2 separate regions of the Homo sapiens genome follow, and region 1 is linked to region 2. A link is a contact called in ENCODE Hi-C or POLR2A ChIA-PET data. All regions are on one chromosome and are shown on one strand. The core of a region is the stretch at or near the end of the contact, and the rest is flanking DNA. Distances in the headings are between cores, read along the strand shown.

Region 1 (3,217 bases), core at 626-3,125, 110 kb before region 2:
ATTCATTCTGTTAACAGCTGTTTATTGCATACCTACTATATATGTTGCACAATCTCCAATACCAGAGTATGACAATGAGGAAGACACAATTCCTTCCTTTGATGCACAGAAACCTAAAGCCACCAAGCTACGATGTGCAAAATATATATATAATTTCACTTTTTCCATAACATTTTATCTTCAATTTGAAGCTCCCATTCACATTGTAACAGAAATAAGGTCTGCTTCTATCCCCCTTTCTCCTAGATTGCCTCTAATTTCCAAGGAGCTTAAAAAGTGCCAGGGACTGTGAAGGGAAGGTGAGAATGAGCAGTCCAGTCTTCATGTCGTCATCCGTCCTCACTGCTCTACGGGGAAGCTGCCATCCCTTCTGCCCTGGTCTTGGTCCATGTTCTTCAGTGGAGAAGCAAGACTTCCCCAGGTCCTGCTCCATCTTAGAGACTGTTCCCTTCCTCCCTGGAAGTTCTCTGCTTCTTTATTATTCCAGGCATTGTCTGGGCTTTTTTGCAGACACCCACCAGCATCTAAGCCCTCTTCGTTCTTTCTCAACTTTCTTCTTCAGAGGCACAACAGAAATTGACCCGTTATGCTTTCAAATCTATTTTCTAAATTTGGACTTTAACTTTGAGTTACAAAACAAATACATCGATTCCTTTATTGTCTTTTGTTTTCCTTTGCTGTCTCCTCCCTAATGTATTCTGGTTTCCTGAATGCAGAGGCGGGTTAGAGGTTGTAAGAATATTAGGAGGACAGAAGCATTGGTTCATACCTCAAAAAACTTATTCCACTACAGTGGAGTTCTGTTCTCCTTTGGGAGGATGGGAAAATTTTCCTTGATGAGATAACATATAAGTGGGTCTTAGAAACGGATAGGTGTTTACCAAAAGAAGAAAGTAAAAGAGAATCAAAGGGATAAATACTTCACTTGTAAACAAAGTTAACCCAACACTCATTTTAAATCACAAAATAGTATCAGATTTAAGAACAACATGCAGATTTCATAGAAAATGAGGATTAAATATCATTACCTGAATAAAGTGTCTACCCTGAGTAGAAAAATGAACCATCTGCCACTATACTTTATGTGGTTAAATGTCTATTTAAAGTTAACATCCCGTCATTCACTTTAAAAAACAGAAAAGCTTTATTTAAGAAAAATGTAACTTAAAGTAAGGCCCCAAAGCAGAGGTCAGATACAAAATTAAGAATTTTTTCCCTTTTCTTTCTGTGGCAAAAGCGTATTTGACTAACGACTTCCATTAAAATAATGGAGCAATGTAATATTTCTTTGTGTATGAAAAGAAATCTTTAACAACATTGACACTTTTGGATTAGAAGTTTTTAGATGCATTTTGCATAACTAATTTGACCAACTATATTGGCAAAGAAATGTGGAAACACAATAGGCAAAAGCAGGCTTTTAAAACCACCCATCAATGTTCAATTTCCTACCAGCAGTAATACAAATGTTATCAACACATGTGTAACCTCCCTTTACTACAGTGAGAGTTGTTTGGGTGTCCATGCACGGGAGAAAAGAATCCCAAGAACATACATCCCTCTTCCCAATTTACATTTTCAGTATCCTGAATTTAAGCTTGTTCAATGAATCTGACAGGGAGTGCTACTGAAGTCTCAACTCCAAATAAATAGTTTAAAATAAAAAGTTGTATAAATATTAGTCTGTGCCAATGGTGCGGTTTGAGAGGGAGTGCTATAAACACAAAGTAAATTAAATGGGATCTACTTTTGTGGGGTAAAAGCCTACTTAGACTGGTTATTATAGAGAAAATTTTGTTGTGTGGTGCGACAGCACGTACCCATGTGGCTAACCTACAACTGCTAGAAGAAACAAATCCCACCCATACCTAGGAGCGGTGCCACAGCCAGACCACAATTCCTATGAGGGATGAACTTAATTTGCTGAAAATGAAGGCCAGGCTCTGTTGCAGCTCATTAGCTGGTTACAGACACACTGCAAGAGAAGAAAGTGGAATTTAGTCGATGTTCCAACTTCTACATGTGCTGTGAATAAAACAGACTATTGTTTTTTTGATAAAGAAGTATTGTTTTGAATGTGCAGATTGGCTAAGTAAAGCCAGCAGAATTTTTTGGCCAAATATAGTCTCTTGCTCACTCCTAAAAATCCTAGCTTTCAAATTAGGAGCTGAAGTCATTGAAAAAAAAAAAAAAGTTTACATTCCTGCAGCCTGCTGCAGCAAAGCCAAACAAATGTTTGGCTTAAAGCTCACTTACATCTCTTTCATGAGCCTTTTTTTTAACATGGAAGTCTGAAAAATACCATTTCTTTTATCGAGTCATTTAATGCCAAGTGGGGAGTGTGTGTGTGTGTGTGTGTGTGTGTGTGTGTGTGTGTCTGTGTTTATGTGAGGACACGCACACTCAGCAACAGTACTATAGGGTCAGTGTAGTGGTTTTAAAGCATGTGGGTCATATTTGAATTTAAAGAAACCATGGTTTTACAGCTTCTGGCATAATTTAGGTCACAGTCACAAACTGTGATTTTTTTTAAGCATCATTAACCACTGAATGGACAAGGAATGTGTTATTTTCAAGGAGTTTCTTTGGTGCCAGTTCAGGCAATAAAAACTTAAGGACAGGGTCAAACTGGGAGGGTAACTTTGTATGTAGTTGCCCTCCTGATGCACTTTTTTACCATAAAAATTGGATGCTTTTTGGCCTTCAGTCTCTAAGCCCAAAGTGGATAACATGAAGTAACAGCAACAATTTGTTGGAGGCAGGCATGTTGATGGCCAATTTTTGTATAGTCAGTAGGACTAGTGATTTGGCACTCTGAAGAGTCCATTAAAGTGACAAAATTGCAGAACTGAATAAGCAGTGGTCTAGTATTTTTGGGTTCACAGATTCTCCTTCCAATATTCTTCATAGATCAGCCAAATTTTTGCTAGAATACAGTTGAGTTTTGTTATAATGATGACATTCATATTAAATAAATTCCCAGTCTGAGAGCAGAAAATGAAATGGTTTAAATCAAACCTCTTTCTGAGTCAGGGGCCACTGACTGACAGTGTGTGCCCAGACCTGGGGAAAGGGAAACAGAGGGAGCCATGTGAACACCACTCTCATCGCCCTCTCCCAGCTCGCTACCAGTTTTGCATGCTGATTGGGTTATTTTGTTGGCAGGAGTAATTTGCTAGTGAGGGTTGATTTCCCAAGTGCAAATGATTGGTGTGTT
Region 2 (3,399 bases), core at 802-3,301:
ATGAGAATTCTGTGTAATTCTTAACTTCATCATAAGTGAAAATGACTCTCCTGACCCATTATCAGGAAGACAATTCTTTTGGGTTTCTTTTTCCGGGAATTGTGAAGAATATATACTGATTTATACAGTATACATTTACCTGGTTTTCCTTGTGAACACATTCATTTGTAGAAAGTAGAAAAAAAAAAACCAAAAACAGCTGCTGATGATCATCCAGTAAATTATAATAGTAAAGACAAATATCTAACTTACATTCTATTCCCCTGCTGGCACAGGGAAGTAAACTCATTTTTGCCATCAAGAATAAGAAAATGTGAGATGAGTTGAAGAACACTCATTTTAAAAATAATTTGTAGATTCCACCAACTCCTGAACATCACATTTTCTACATAGAATTTTAAGTTTTAAGTACTCCCTTGAATATTACTTAGCAGCATAGAGAAGTAACAGAGTATGTGATTCGATTCTCTGAGTGTGAGACTGGATTGATATATTGATCCAATATTGGTATATTGATATATTGATATTGATTATAGCTCTAACACTAGCTGTGTGACCTTGGGTAAGTTACTTAACCACTCTGTCCTCCAGCCTTCTTTTCTGTAAAATGGAAATTGTAATAGTGCCTTCCTCATAGGCTGTTTTGAGGATTAGAGTTAATATATGTAAAGCTTTTAATACCTTAGTATTTTCCTAGCTATTATGTATTTATTAAACTTCTAAATGTGATTAGTGGTCCAAAGTGCATAATGAAACCTTAGTCTTAACTGTTTATATTGCTTGAGGCTGAGGTGAACATATCCTTCAATATTTTAAAATATGGAAGAAAACAATTCTATTTATCCAAACAATAACTTGTCAATTTATTGTTTCTGTAGGATGATACTTTTGTGAGAATCATTCCAACCCTCATTTTTGTTTTGTTTTGTTTTGTTTTCCTCCTTTATTGAATGCATACCATTTAGGAACTTGAAAGGGGTCTTAGAGACTGAACCCGGCTCCCTTTTTATGTCTGAGGATAATGAGACTTAAAGAAGTTGACTGGCCCAAAGATATGCAGCTAGCGAACCCAACTGAGAGTCTGACTCCAAATGGAGCTTTCTTTCCACTGTGCAGTATTGCTTTGCGCTTAGTGCTTTGCGGTTTGGAAACAAATTGCACTCTTTAATGGCAAAATAATTTATTAATACTTTTACTTCAAGTGAACAGCAATTTTCTGCACCTGATCTTATGTTTGCACTTTTTTTATAAAACTGAAAAAAAAAAGTTTTCCATTGTTTTATCATGTCTTCAGCAATACTATTGTATTTTCCTTGTGCCAAGCACTGAGCCAAGTATTGGTCTGAAGTATTTCAGCACTGCAGTGTATTCATTGGTCAATGGGAAGAAGCTTGTTATTTTCTTTAAAGCTAGCATTTCCAAGGGATATCTGAAATATATTGGGAAATAGTCCAGATTATGACATTCAGCATGTAGAAGAATATGAAAAGTCCTATAACAAATAAATCAGTTTTCCAAATATATTTGATTTGATTTCCTGACTTTTTTTTTTTTTTTTTTTTTTGAGAAACAGCTTGTTAAAATCTTAGGAACCAGTAATCTCTGGAATCCACTTTGGGGAATGCTAATTTAGGCACTTTGGGATCTCTAAGGAAAGGAAAGTCGTGAGCTTGCCTCCACCCGAGAGTGCTTTCTTTTAGAGTCTAGGTTTGAGAGAATCAGGCTAAAATAGGATCCATTTTAGTAACTTCTGATCTATAGTACCTGATCTTTTTTACAGGGGAAGCACTGTAATACTTTCCGTTTAGTGTTATCTGCCGAGGATGACTTGGGCTATCCTTGAAAACAGCCTGGGACAGAATGTGTAGACATGCTGAGATAAGGAGCCTCCTGCTAGGCCTTCGGCCTAGAAACTGTCTCAGCTCACTCTGGCCCAGGGCAACATCCCTCTGCAGCGTGCCTGTCCTTGCCCTGCCTGGATTGTATGGAGGAAACATTTTGCTCGTCTGAGAACACCTCTATTCCTAGCTCTTTGACAGTTTCACTTTCCATATCCCCTCAGTTCCAAACATGTGGAAAAAGAGATAAAGAAAGGTGATGAAATGAAAAACTGGAGTGGGGAATGCTACAAGTAGAGAGGAGAAACTCATATTTCCATGTCTGGTTTGTATGCAGTCATGACTGGGTTTTGGAGGGTGAAGCAAATGTATCCCAGAGGTCATCCTACTAGATAGACAGGGAGGGAGGTGAGAATGCAATGTGAAATATTGGTTAGCACTGAGAAGAAAATCAAATGCAATTTTTTGTTATAATATCTATACCATGATACATTTAGAAAAGAAAAATATAGTTTTTATTTTTAAAAAACTTTCAGATTTATGTTTCTTTTGTAGGGCATTTGATTGATTGTAAATGAAAATCGATAAGTGTTCATTTAGGCTTCATGGTAAATTATATAACTTACCCTATTTTAAAACTGATAAATTATGTTCACCAAACAGGAAATTAGAAGAAATGGTTTGGAATAGAGAATCAAATCTATTTATAACTTCCTCCAAAAAAGAGGAGGGAGAATTGAAAATATATACCCCTAATTCCTTAAGGCATAGGAAATTTTGACCTTTCCTTAAAATACTATCATTTGTCATTAGGCATTTCTGTTTCACAACCTTAAAAATTAAAGTGGGAGCCTGTTGTCCTTTAATTTTCTATTTATTAGAATTTATAATCCTTCCTTTTTTTTTTTTTTTTTTAAGATGGAGTTTCTCTCTTGTTGCCCAGGCTGGAGTGCAATGGTGCAACCTCAGCTCATTGCAACCTCTGCTTCCCAGGTTAAAGTGATTCTCCTGTCTCAGCCTCCCGAGCAGCTGGAATTACAGGCACCCACCACCACACCTGGCTAACTTTTTGTATTTTTAGTAGAGACGGGATTTCACCATGTAGGCTAGGCTGGTCTCGAACTCCTGAACTCAGGTGATCCACATGCCTCGGCCTCTCAAAGTGCTGGGATTACAGGCATGAGCCACTGCGCCAGGCCTGTATTTTTTTCTTAAAAACGCTTTCATTTAAAATACTAGATAATTCAATTTGTCTATTCATTCCAAGTTGGAAATTAATCTGTTGGGCTTGAGGCTACACAGCTTAATCTATAGGTGGGGATGTCCAAAGATACATGAATATTTCCAATACTGTGAGACACTGGGATTTTCAAATACTGCTGACATCTTAATCAAAGCTCTGCTGATTACTTGGGAGTTGGGTCCTTTGAGAGATGAAATAAATCAACCTAGCCCACTGACAAGTTACATTAGTACGGTTGTAAGATTGTTTTTTTCTCAAATTTTAAAAAGTGTGATTTTTATATAATTCTATATTTTACACTTGCAGAAATTTTGCATT

Evidence for each region. Hi-C counts contacts between places; a loop is a spot of excess contacts on that map. ChIA-PET counts read pairs that join two places held with the same protein, here RNA polymerase II (POLR2A). Pooled maps may share reads with other maps.
Region 1: a pooled map shows a loop between it and region 2 (2.9-fold over the local background). The contact joins two enhancer-like sites. A Hi-C loop is called at or near these places in 1 of 168 maps with a recorded cell type or tissue (ascending aorta), 2 of 37 single-sample maps with no recorded cell type and 4 of 50 pooled maps. POLR2A ChIA-PET finds 5 or more read pairs at or near these places in 2 of 52 experiments (GM12878 and OCI-LY7).

What each region holds. Positions count from the first base shown.
Region 1 is chr5:88,941,774-88,944,990 of GRCh38, reverse strand. All of the region lies in intron 2 of MEF2C-AS1 (MEF2C antisense RNA 1), which reads right to left. Among named protein-coding and RNA genes, the nearest start is that of MEF2C-AS1, 60 kb to the right of the region's middle. Within about 2 kb of position 1,875, at least 4 of the 41 ENCODE cell types and tissues checked have a DNase peak (open chromatin) inside an H3K27ac peak, as active enhancers do; they include ascending aorta, where a contact is called at or near this core.
Region 2 is chr5:88,835,168-88,838,566 of GRCh38, reverse strand. All of the region lies in intron 1 of MEF2C (myocyte enhancer factor 2C), which reads left to right. Among named protein-coding and RNA genes, the nearest start is that of MEF2C, 46 kb to the left of the region's middle. Within about 2 kb of position 2,051, at least 12 of the 41 ENCODE cell types and tissues checked have a DNase peak (open chromatin) inside an H3K27ac peak, as active enhancers do; they include ascending aorta, where a contact is called at or near this core.